3 separate regions of the Mus musculus genome follow, and regions 1 and 3 are each linked to region 2. The links are chromatin contacts, found by Hi-C or POLR2A ChIA-PET in ENCODE. All regions are on one chromosome and are shown on one strand. The core of a region is the stretch at or near the end of the contact, and the rest is flanking DNA. Distances in the headings are between cores, read along the strand shown. Region 1 holds the start of Slc41a1 (solute carrier family 41, member 1). Region 2 holds the start of Rab29 (RAB29, member RAS oncogene family). Region 3 holds the start of Nucks1 (nuclear casein kinase and cyclin-dependent kinase substrate 1).

Evidence for each region. Hi-C counts contacts between places; a loop is a spot of excess contacts on that map. ChIA-PET counts read pairs that join two places held with the same protein, here RNA polymerase II (POLR2A).
Region 1: a loop to region 2 is called in a map of heart, with 4 times the contacts of the local background. The contact joins the promoter of Slc41a1 here to the promoter of Rab29 in region 2. A Hi-C loop is called at or near these places in 6 of 37 maps with a recorded cell type or tissue (heart, regulatory T cell and v-Abl transformed pro-B cells). POLR2A ChIA-PET finds 5 or more read pairs at or near these places in 4 of 5 experiments (Patski and embryonic stem cell).
Region 3: a map of heart shows a loop between it and region 2 (8-fold over the local background). The contact joins the promoter of Nucks1 here to the promoter of Rab29 in region 2. A Hi-C loop is called at or near these places in 8 of 37 maps with a recorded cell type or tissue (T-helper 1 cell, T-helper 2 cell, gastrocnemius and 2 more). POLR2A ChIA-PET finds 5 or more read pairs at or near these places in 1 of 5 experiments (Patski).

Annotation. Positions count from the first base shown.
Region 1 is chr1:131,826,288-131,829,932 of GRCm38, reverse strand. It overlaps Slc41a1 (solute carrier family 41, member 1), which reads right to left and starts at 1,921. Exons shown (of 11, transcript NM_173865.3): 1 at 1,540-1,921.
Region 2 is chr1:131,864,602-131,868,571 of GRCm38, reverse strand. It overlaps Rab29 (RAB29, member RAS oncogene family), which reads right to left and starts at 1,295. Exons shown (of 6, transcript NM_144875.2): 1 at 1,162-1,295; 2 at 797-1,053. The coding sequence starts at 920.
Region 3 is chr1:131,908,992-131,912,455 of GRCm38, reverse strand. Nucks1 (nuclear casein kinase and cyclin-dependent kinase substrate 1) reads right to left here and starts at 1,998. Exons shown (of 7, transcript NM_175294.3): 1 at 1,706-1,998. The coding sequence starts at 1,722.

The DNA.
Region 1 (3,645 bases), core at 672-3,171, 39 kb after region 2:
ACTAGGATGATCTGCAGAGCATGTGGTGTTACAGGGGTGGCTATTAGCTGTTCTTTTCCTGCTAGAATTACACTGTCCTGCCCCACTTCATGTCGAGATGCAGTGAGTTCTATTCCCAGCAGATTCCCAGCCAGCAAACCACCACCCAAAAGGAGGATGCTTCATAGGAGACCTTGGCATTGCCTCCTGAGCAACCTGGGGTGGGCAGGGATGTGATTAGTTGTTTTCTCGGATCTTGATAAGAACTCAGTATTACTTAAGTATAGTCCCTTATCAGTAAAGTTACAGATTCAGATGCAAACTCCCTACGCATTCACTCTTCTTGAGTGACTTATTACAAGACAGCAACAGCAAGACAGGGCAAACAGAGAGGCTGGTCATTGAGGGGAGCATCCCTAGACCTCTAATTGTCCTAGCCCCCTGCTGGGATGGGAGAGGAAGCCAGGAGAACTCCCCAGGCAACCGGGGCAGGGCAAGCCGGCCAAGACCAAGGCCAAGAACCAGAGGCCTCCTTCTTACTCTTGCCCTTGAAAGTCGAGTGTTACAGAAACCACAGGCTAAACCCTGGTCCAGGCTGCATTTACACTTCTCTCTATGCTAGATCCTGTGAGCCTGTCAGATAGGACCCGGCAGTTAACTAGATTGAAGAGACAGAGGGTGAAGCTACTGTTTATTCCTACATTTTTGGTTGCCTGGCCTTCCCCCTTTCCTCTCGGGTTACTGACAGCCAGACATGGTGTAACTCTTAAAAACAAAAATATCATCGGTAAAAGGTGTAGAAAGAGGAAAGAAAAACAAAGTCAGGCAAATCCAAGTGTCACAAGCTAATATGCATTTACTCCCAAATCATGTCTGTCTTTGCCTGCCCTGCTTTTCTTAGCTTAAAGGAATCCCCACGAATTGCCACCAACTTGTTGCATTTCACCAGCATGGCTCTCAATAGTAAAAAAAAAAAAAAAAAAAAATCCAGAGGGTTTTGCAGGTATGATGAACAGGCTGTTAGTATTCCAAACACTCACAATTAGTCAACTCCAGTTTGGTTAAGGCAGAATCAAACTCTAGGGCCCAAGTTATGAGTCTTCCACTAACTCGGTCACCAGCCAAGCCACCTTAACACAGCACCGTTGTTTTCAAAGATCCTCACTAGTCAGCCAAGAGGAAACACTCAGTCTGAGTCCACCGCCCCCGAGCCAGCAAAGTTTCTGAGTTCCTTCGCTAAAACCTGACTGCCCCCTCCCTCCCGTCTTTCTGGCAGGCCACTTTGACCTGGAAGGGGGCTAGCAAGGGGAGCAGGCCAGTCTCTCAACTACATCAGCAGTAAAGCCACTACCGATGGGCCTCAGGCTCTAGGAAGCCGCGTCTCCTTTCCAAGCGGGGATGGACAAAAAAGCCCGGTTTAGGTATCCCCAACTACAGGGGTGGGGAGGAGGAGTGCCTAGTTGATTTCCGCCGACTCCCGGCAACTCAAGACTGCAAAAGCACTGCGTCCTGGAGTCCCCCGCCCTCGTCTCCCTCCCTCCCAGACCCAACAACACTGACCTGCGCCTTGCTGGGGAGAAAGGGCGCCTGGAGAGTGGTAGCAGGGGCCCGCGGAATTGGGGGATGTAGGGTACCCCCTCTTCTCATCACTCCTCCCCCTCAGCCGTCCTCCTCGAGCCCCCGCGTGTTCCCCGCTACACCCCCAGGCAAGGCGAGCGTCCAACCGCGACACCCGGCTCGCTACATTTCGCTTCTGCCTTCCTGTGAGGCCGCCGCTCCGATTCCACGAGGGGAGGTGGCCTGGTGGGGGGCGATCAGGATATTCCGCCTCGGGCTGGTGTGGACCGGACTGGGCCTGAGATGCCGAGCTCGCTCGTCCCCAATCGCCTCTTGCCCGCGGACTTGGACAAGAGTGTTTGGCTGTGGGTGGCAAACGTGATCTGGGGCAGAGCGGGTGGTAACCCCCCTCCATCAAGAATAGAGTCAGGATGGACAACTGCATCAGCCAATCAGAGCAGGAAAAGGGGCGGGCCCCGCCCAGGCCCCGCCCATTTCCCCGGCGTTTCTTGAGCTGGGGGCGGGGTGAGGGGGAAAACGCAGCAGAGTGACGGGAACTCAGAATTGGAGGGTGTTGTGGGCTCGCGGTGCTCAAGCGCGGGCGGGTGCTGCGCTCCTGAGTTCCCACGGCCTCTCAAGGCGAGCGTTCTGCTACGCATGTACTCCTGAATCTTGACTATCTCTAGTGAGCCTCTGGGCCTTCCAGAAGACCCGAAACCACCCCTTTGAGCCGGCCAGCTGGCGATCGCCCGGGCCGCAGCAGCCATCGCGTGTTCCTTCTCCACGCCCAGTCCCTACCTTCTTCCTGGGCACAGTTCCTATTCATCAGGCTCCTCATCTCTCCTTCCAGGTTCCTTGTTCCTCTGGGCGACTGACCGAACCTTAATCTGCCTTAATAAAGTTCCAGCCTTGATAGGGGTGGGGATGGGCAGACTGGAGGGAAAATTTGGTAGACTCATGGCTGGGGCTACACACACCAATGAGGTAAGGGCGGAGGGGAGCGGGGGTTTCCTTTGACCCAATCGTGGCCCCGTGGGAGAGAAGTCTCCATCCCGGGCGAAATGAACGCCAACTTTCCCTGACGCACCTTGTGGAATCAAAGTGTTTTCATCCTCGCTTTTGCCACTTCCTCCCTGGGGTGTCTTCACTTCATCAATCCAAAATCAGTACCAGTTAGTTCTCTTTGGGTTGTTTTTGTGAAGGGGATGTGACCTCCCTATAAAGGAACTCCCATTTCCAGCCTTTCCCCCTTCATCGGTAGAGTCTATAACCAGAGGTTCCTTTCCTGTCACCTTCTTCCCTAGAAATGTTCCTTGGGGCAACTGAGCATTTTTCTAGACCATAGAGCCTATGACCAGAGGTTCCTTTCCTGTCACTTTCTTCCCTAGAAAGGTTCCTTGGGGCAATTGAGCATTTCTCTAGACCGTTGAATAAGGATAGGATGTATATAGGAGAGAAAAAGAGTGCTGGCTACTGAGCACACATGCTCAACAGCAACTGGAGAGGGCCATTCCTTTGGACAATGATAACAAATGTAGCCACAAAAACCTGTCCCCACCTGCTAATCCAGCAACCCCGGGCTCAGCTCCGCTGCTAGGATATCAAAGGTCTATATTTTTTAAGGGCCCAGCAAATGTCACTGTAGTTGAACTCCAATTTTGGTTTCACAGCCAAGTCTATGTTTGGATATGGAAGTTACTCCTAGATTGGGCAACACTAGGTCTTCGCCAGAAGGACCAGTTTTTGTGCACAATGAGTATAGATTGAGAGGAAAACTAAGACTGATTATATGGCTGCCTGAGTGTTGGCAGTCTTAGCCCTTGGGAGACAGAAGCAGGAGACTCTACAAATATGAGGTCGTCTGGGTCTACCAAGAGACAGTGCCTCATAGTTAGAGTTATACAGTTGAGACTCTGCCTCAAGGCCAAAAACTTTCATCCAATAGCAACTTAAAAACAAAATCTTTGTCCTTCTCTTATTTCCACCCCCATACTCTTTATCTACTTGAAAAGTTTTTCTTTTTAGTCGAAGTAAACTGAACATATGGGAAAGTGCGTAAAACCTAGAGTATGGACCACCAAATTATGGTACAGGGAACAGGCTGATGAA
Region 2 (3,970 bases), core at 46-2,545:
AAGGCCAGCCTGGTCTACAGAGTGAGTTCCAGGACAGCCAGGGCTATACAGAGAAACCCTGTCTCAAACAAAACAAAATAAAAAAAACAAATGTAATTTTATTCTTTCACATTACTGTAACCTTGTTAACTACCTTCTCCTTGTGGTGGTGGTGGAGGTGTGTGTGTGTCTGTGTGTATCTGTGTCTGTGTCTGTGTGTTTGGGGTAGACAGACCGACAGGTGGACAGTTCAGCAGAGTCCAAAGGCCACACTGGGAAAGAAATGAATTTACTTTTAGTGCTTCTTTCTCTCTTCCTCCCTGCCTTCCCCAGTGCAAGAGAAGACGACAGGCCACTCGAGGGTATTTCACATTCTTTCGTGAATTCCTCACATTTCCCACTCAGTTCACTAATGACACCATAGGGCTCATCAGACCTGACCGGAATCTGTCCTCCAGTCTTCCCCACACCTCTGACTGCTTAGCTCCTGGGCTTTCCTCCTAAGGTAACGGGGTTCTTTCCTCAACACCCGTCGGATGCTGGTAGGAAGCAGGGTAACTGCCCCAGCCTGCACTTGAACCGGGACTCAGCTGACTTTGCTGACTGGAGAAGTTGCTCTGGGCAGCGCATGGCTGCGGGAGGGCTCTGCTCTCTGCGGTGAATAGTCCCCGGCTCAGACCCCTTCACCATCTCTCACCTGTATACTTTGGCCCTATCTTTGTAGGTAGGCTGGGGACCCCTTAGAGGCAACCTCGGTACCCAGAGGCTACCGGCTGCGAGCCTCGACCCCTGCTCCTAGTCACCCGTGACCGCTCACCTCCCACGGTGGACTTGTAGTGCTTGCTGAAGCTGTCCTGGGAGTAGCGCTGGACCAGAGACGTCTTGCCAACGGCGGCGTCCCCCACCACCAGCACTTTAAACAGGTGATCTCGGCTGCCCATGGCTAGTGGTGGGGAGAGGTTTTTTGATAGTTTGTTTTTCCGGGAAGTCGCTTATTTCAACCCCTTTGGCTCCCGGGTTCTCTTCCAATTGAAGTCAGGCATCTCCACCCTCGGTTGGTTGAAGCTTCTCTGACTGGAAAGCAGAAAAGGAAACTTTTGCACTCGGCCTGTGCGCGCTTCCTCCCCGCGCGGCCGCAGCCTGGGTGGGGCGGGTACCAGCTCGACCCTCCGCGATTGGCACCTTCCTTTCAGGGACCTCCGAGTCGCTCGCCAGCATTGAACCGTGGCCAGCACCTTGCTTAGAGAAGTACAGATGACTTAGACCCTTTCTCGGACCGCACACACAAAATTGAGGTTGTGCAGAGTCCTTGTCCGGTCCCCGTCCTGCCACTGGCGGCGCACTTCCCAGTCTTCCGTCAAAAACGTTGTGAGCCCCACTGCTCGGAGAACTACATTTCCCAGTGTGCCTCTTGGTAAAGCGACCAGACCAGTGTGGCGACTTGCCACGTACACTCTTGGGAAATGTAGTTTCCTAGCTATCTTGAGCAAATTTACATAAAAGTTTTAAGGTTTTCAAACTTTAAAGAATTTAGAAATCTATTTAAAAACAATTCTAAAGTTTGGCGTCGAAGCACAGGTTTGCAATCCAGGCCTTGGGGAGATGGAAATAGGAGGATCATAAAACCCTAGTTCATCCATCGTCTTCTGCAACAAGTGTGTTCAAGGACCCCTAACCCCACCACTTCCTCTCCCCAGAGCAAGACAAGAGATTGGAAGCAACTTTGGGTCACCCTGAACTACGTAGACCATGATCTCTCCTGTCTAAATCTTTCCCCCAGATGTTTTCTTAAAATCACATTTTAAAGATTTCTAGACGGCCTTTCTTATTAGCCATATTTTAAAGGTTTTATAACACAAAGATAAATGTCCAAGTTCCAAGTGAAGTCCATTTCCTGTTGTCTTAACTACAGAGTCAAATCTCGAGCCTTGTAAAGACAAGGTCAAATTTTCCATATGACCAATAACAGGCACATTTGGGGACATTTGACCCAAAAGATCAACCTTTTAAAAAAAATCTATGTCAAAAGTTACAACACTTAATAACTAGCTATAGCAATAACAATGCAGAATAAACAAGAGATAGTTCCTCATTGACACTTCCACATTTCTTACACCAGCCACGCATAGCGTTTGAGCACCAGGACATTTCCTTTTGTTGCTGCTATTAATTCTGAATACTCATAAAATGATTGGCAAATATTTTTACTTTTCCTACCTGTAATTTTTCTGTCCTGCCTGTCCTTTAGCTAGAAATTGTGGCTAGTAGAATAAGCTTCACTTTTTTCCCCTTTTGGCTGTTTTGTTGTTGTTTGTTTGTTTGTTTGTTTGTTTTTTGTTTGAGAGAGGATTTTCTGTAGCCTAAGTTGGTGTCAACTTCTGACAGTAGACCATAGAACTTGTGGTTCAATTGTAACAACATCCAGTTTTGTAGTTTTGGAGAGTAAATCCAGGCATGCTAGGCAAGTCCTCTACCATCGGAGCTACATCTCCAGCCCTCCTCCTCCTCCTCTCCCTCCTCCTTCTCCTTCTCTTCTTTCTTTTTTCCTTTCGACAGAGTCTATGTAGCCCAGGCTGGCTTTGAGCTCCAGATCCATTTGCTTCTGTTTCTGCTTCTACTCCCTCCACTGGAATGCATGCACACAGTATGCAGCTTTGTGTGTGTGCTCATGTGCGCAAGCTCGTACACATTTGGGGCTGGTTTCTTCCACTACTCTCTCCCTTCCTCTCTCTTAAAAACTGGAAATTTAAAGTTAGTAAACAAAGTAATACCTTCCATTACAACATTTCCATATAACTCCCCCCCCTCGATGTTCTTTGTTCTAATCACCACGTTTGCCAGTCCTCTCTCCTCCACTCACCTTTAAGGATTGCGTTAGTTGTTACTGCTTTGCCATTGTTCAACACTCTTTGGCATTTATTGCCTTGTGCTTCTGTGCTGCTGTTTCTTCTGGTGATCACTTTTTAAATTTTCTTTTCTGGGATCTCCCTATCCTATCCCTTTAAACATTTCCTAAGGATTGGTCTCTGGGTTAATTATTCTATAGTCTTTAAGTCATGGCTTCAAGTATATCTGTTTTCACTTTATTTGTTCTTTATATATATATTTTTTGTTTTTTGTTTTTGTTTTTGTTTGTTTGTTTGTTTTTCGAGACAGGGTTTCTCTGTGTAGCTCTGGCTGTCCTGGAACTCACTTTGTAGACCAGGCTGGCCTCGAACTCAGAAATCCGCTTGCCTCTGCCTCCTGAGTGCTGGGATTAAAGGCATGCACCACCACGCCCAGCTTTATATTTTTTTAAAGATTTATTTTATGGTTGCTGTCTTCAGACACACCAGAAGAGAGCATCGAACCCAATTACAGATGGTTGTGAGCCAGCATGTGGTTGCTGGGGATTGAACTCAGGACCTCTGGAAGAGCAATCAGTGCTTTTAACTGCTGAGCCATCTCTCCAGCCCACTTTATTTGTTCTTTATTTCCAAATAATTATGTTCAGTATTGAGAAAGGAACCTCCACTTGTGCAGATCCACCGCAGCCTTCCTTTTACACATCACTGCAAAAACTCCTTCCTCATCTCTTCCATCATTAAGGGTGGCAGCCGTTAGCCTCATCTTTCATGTAGAATTCATATTTGGAGCATTATTAATTCTTTGTTGTTGTTGTTGTTGTTGTTTTCGAGACAGGGTTTCTCTGTATAGCCCTGGCTGTCCTAGAACTCACTCTGTAGACCAGGCTGGCCTCGAACTCAGAAATCTGCCTGCCTCTGCCTCCCGAGTGCTGGGATTAAAGACGTGTGCCACCACGCCCGGCTATTAATTCTTTTTATATACATCCATTCACCTCAATCACTCCTTTTAAAAAGTTAGTCACCACATCCTTATTCTTTTTTATTTTATTTTAAATTTATTTTTTACACTCCATATTCCATTCCCAGCCCCACCCCCATCTCCCCTCCACTGACTGCTTCACATCCCACACCTCTTCCCCACCCCA
Region 3 (3,464 bases), core at 749-3,248, 43 kb before region 2:
AATCTTTACTTAATTTAACTTTCAATAGCCACCAAGTGGAACAGTTAGTTACAAAGCTAAATGAGCCAGTAGTAGTAGTGTCTCACCTTTTTGTAAGGCAGAGGCAGATTCAAACCAGCCTGATCTACAGAAGAGTTCCATGGGAGCCTTGGCTCCATGAGACACCCTCTCCCCAAATTAAAAAAAATTTTTTTTAAAAGAAAAGACATATCTTTCTAGCAAAAGGACCAACTAATTTATTATACAAGAGACCTCAGCTGAGCAGTGGTGGCGCCTTTGATCCCTGCACTCGGGAGGCAGAGGCAGGCGGATTTCTGAGTTCAAGGCCAGCCTGGTCTACAGAGTGAGTTCCAGAACAGCCAGGGCTACACAGAGAAACCCTGTCTAGAAAAAAGTAATTTGAGTTGGTGGTACAGTTTGGTTAGATTTATGTCCTCAAAGAACTCACTATAACCTGGAACAGTCATATTGACTACTTCCCAAACATCACACAGAAGACATGGTAATTTGGAGGTGCAGGTTAAAACAGAATGGAAAAAGCAAGCTGGTAGGTAATTCATCCTCCGCAGTTCCCTCTCGCGAGTGGGAGGGGTGGTAATCTACCACCAATAGATTATCTTGTCAAGGAGACATAGTGGGGCACAAAACCGTTGCCAGATCCAAACCTCTCCTTGGTATTGGGATACTTTCGATACCAAAACTTGAAATGAATTCATAACTGTAAAAATAGTTAAGAACTAAAGGCAATGGGGCCAGGTAAAGCTCCTTTACAAGTAACATCTATTGACTTTGGTCTCGGTCTCTGTCCCTCTGTCTCTCAGGCCTTAATAGATTGGACTAAACCACACCCTCCACCCAAGCCACATTCTATACAACAGCTCTGGAGGGCATTAAAGGGGAGCCCACCGAGTGAGGGGAAACCGAAAACTTCTTGAAGCCATGTGAATAAAAGTCTGATCGCTAGTGGATCGTAGTCCATTTACGATTAACGTCACACGGGGAAAGAGAGGGTTACAGAAGTAGCAAGAGACGCGTACTGCGGGGTGAGGGGGAACGAGAACCACACGGGATTTGGGTTAACAAGCACGTCCCTGGAGGAAGGGCATTTGTCTGCAAGCGGTGGAAAGAGAAAACTTGGGGTTAATGCGTTCAGAACTCCCAAGTGGGGAGAGGCTGTGGCCCTTATTTTACGGGGCTCAGTGTCAAAACTCACTTTTGCCCCAAGGGGAAAGGAAAACGTGGGTTCCGCCCAGGCCGGGCTAGGAGGCGGGGCCTGCCGCGACCCCGAGAATGGAGGCGGGGCCGGGCGGCGGGGCACAAGCAACTCGCTCGCCAAAACGCTAAGCCGGCGAGCCTCTGGAGGACCGAGTCCTCCGTGTTCGCACCCGGGTCGGCCGTAGGCTCCAACAGGGCCCAGGGGTGCGGCCTATGGTGTGCCTGGTGCGCGCCAAGCCCACGCCAGGGCCATGGCGGAGGTGGGGGCGGCCGCGGAGCCGACCCGGACCCTGCGGGGTGGAGGCGACGCGCCCGTGCGCGCCGCCGCCATCCTGCGCGCCGCCGAGCACCCACGCGCAAGGGCGCGCGCGGCCCCCGACAGAAGGCCGCGCGTGGTAGTCAGGAGCACGACTCCAGGCCCGTTGCCCAGGTCCTTCGCCACTCACCCCAGCCCGTTCGGCCCGCCCCGGGCCTTGGACTCCGCACTGACCTGACAGGCCGAGACATGTTCGCTGTCGAGGCGCGACCAAGTCGAGGAGCCGAGGACCAGGACCCCCCTCCCCGCGCACTCGGCGCCCCACCCCCCCGCTCCGGCCGGCGGGGCCGCTGCTGCCGAGCCCCGGGCTGCTGGCTTCTCAAGAGTCGGCGGCTGCTGGTTTGAGGTCCCTGGATCTGACGAGCCCCCCGCTCCCCCGTCTCTTCAAAATGGATGAATCAAACCAGCCGAAAATGCGCCAAAGCCGCGGTGCAACCAAACCCCGTAGGGTTTGTGCGCTCCGCCCCAGCACGCCCGCTCATTGGTGACTCCTGTCAGATGCGCCCTAGTCATTAGTCCATTTGAATCATCACGCCTCCCAGCCCCGCCCCACTCCCGGATAGGCCCCGCCTCCTCCATGGGGTCCTGTTAGTCAAGATGCGCTGAGAGCGCACGGCCGCAAAACAAAAATGGTCGCCGATTGCCCGCCCCCTGTCTTCCACGCCAGAGCTGCAGATTCGGCTTGGGTTATATCTTGGACCCCCTGCCAAATAACCTGATTTATATAGAGTTCTCTGTGGACTAGGTGGTTCTGTAATGGATTTAATTTCTCCTGACTTGATTATTTTGCAAATCAGCTAATTGCAAGACTCATGGGATAGGCAGCAGATTCGTCACTTAAGAATTGGAGGGAAATTACTTAGGTTCAAAAATTTGACCTTAATCTTAGAAATCCTGTACTCTGACTTCAGCGTTAACCTCCCAGGGCTCAGTCACGCTGCTGAAGTAGAGAGTTGGGTTCACAAGGAATATCTTCTACCCAATCTGATCTTTGAGAGCTACTTAACACTCATTAAAACCTCAATTTCTGATATTAGCATTTCAAAGAGAAAGAGGTGATTAATGGTTAAGAGGGAGACTGGTGACAAAACGCTTGCTTCAAAATTCTAAGTCCACCACTTAGTACTTAACTAGGTTTCCTCTGTGCACCTCAGTTTTATGATGAGTAGAGTAGGATACAAGGCTACCTTATTACTAGAACTAAACAAGGTGCTATGTTGAAAGGCCTTTAGTCTGGGCTTAAGTGTTAGGTTCCGTTTTTAATAGAAGATAAAATTAGTTCGGGGGGGGGGGGCAGGGAGGCTGGAGAGATGGCTCAGTGGTTAAGAGCACTGACTGCTCTTCCAGAGGTCCCGGAGTTCAAATCCCAGCAACCACCTGGTGGCTTACAACCATTTGTAATGAGATCTGATGCCCTCTTCTGGTGTGTCTGAAGACAGCTACAGTGTACTCATATATAATAAATAAATAAATCTTAAAAAAAAAAAAGTAGTTCGAGTTGCCTCAAGACTGAATGCCTAAATCAGAAGTAGAGCACAGTATCTTTGTATTAATATCTAGGATTTACTTCCTGTTATAGTTTGGATTCCATGTTCCCTAGGGACCCATATGCCAAAGATTTAAGAGGCAGGACCTGGTAGAAGTTAGGACATTAGGAGTGAGCACTTTAACATGATGTGGGAACCTTGACTTGACCACCCTCTGTCTTTCTTGCTTGCAGCCTGTAAACACAATGTCATCTGTTTCACTTTGCTGAAATGCTTTTCACCATGATGCTCTTGCTCTCTACAGACACAAAGCCCTAGGACCAAGCAGCCCTCAATGGAAACATATGAAACTGTAGAAAAATAAATGTATTCTTGTAAGTTGATATTTCAAGTCATACGGATAGAAAACTAACACACTTTATGATGTTGTAAATCGATTTCAATAC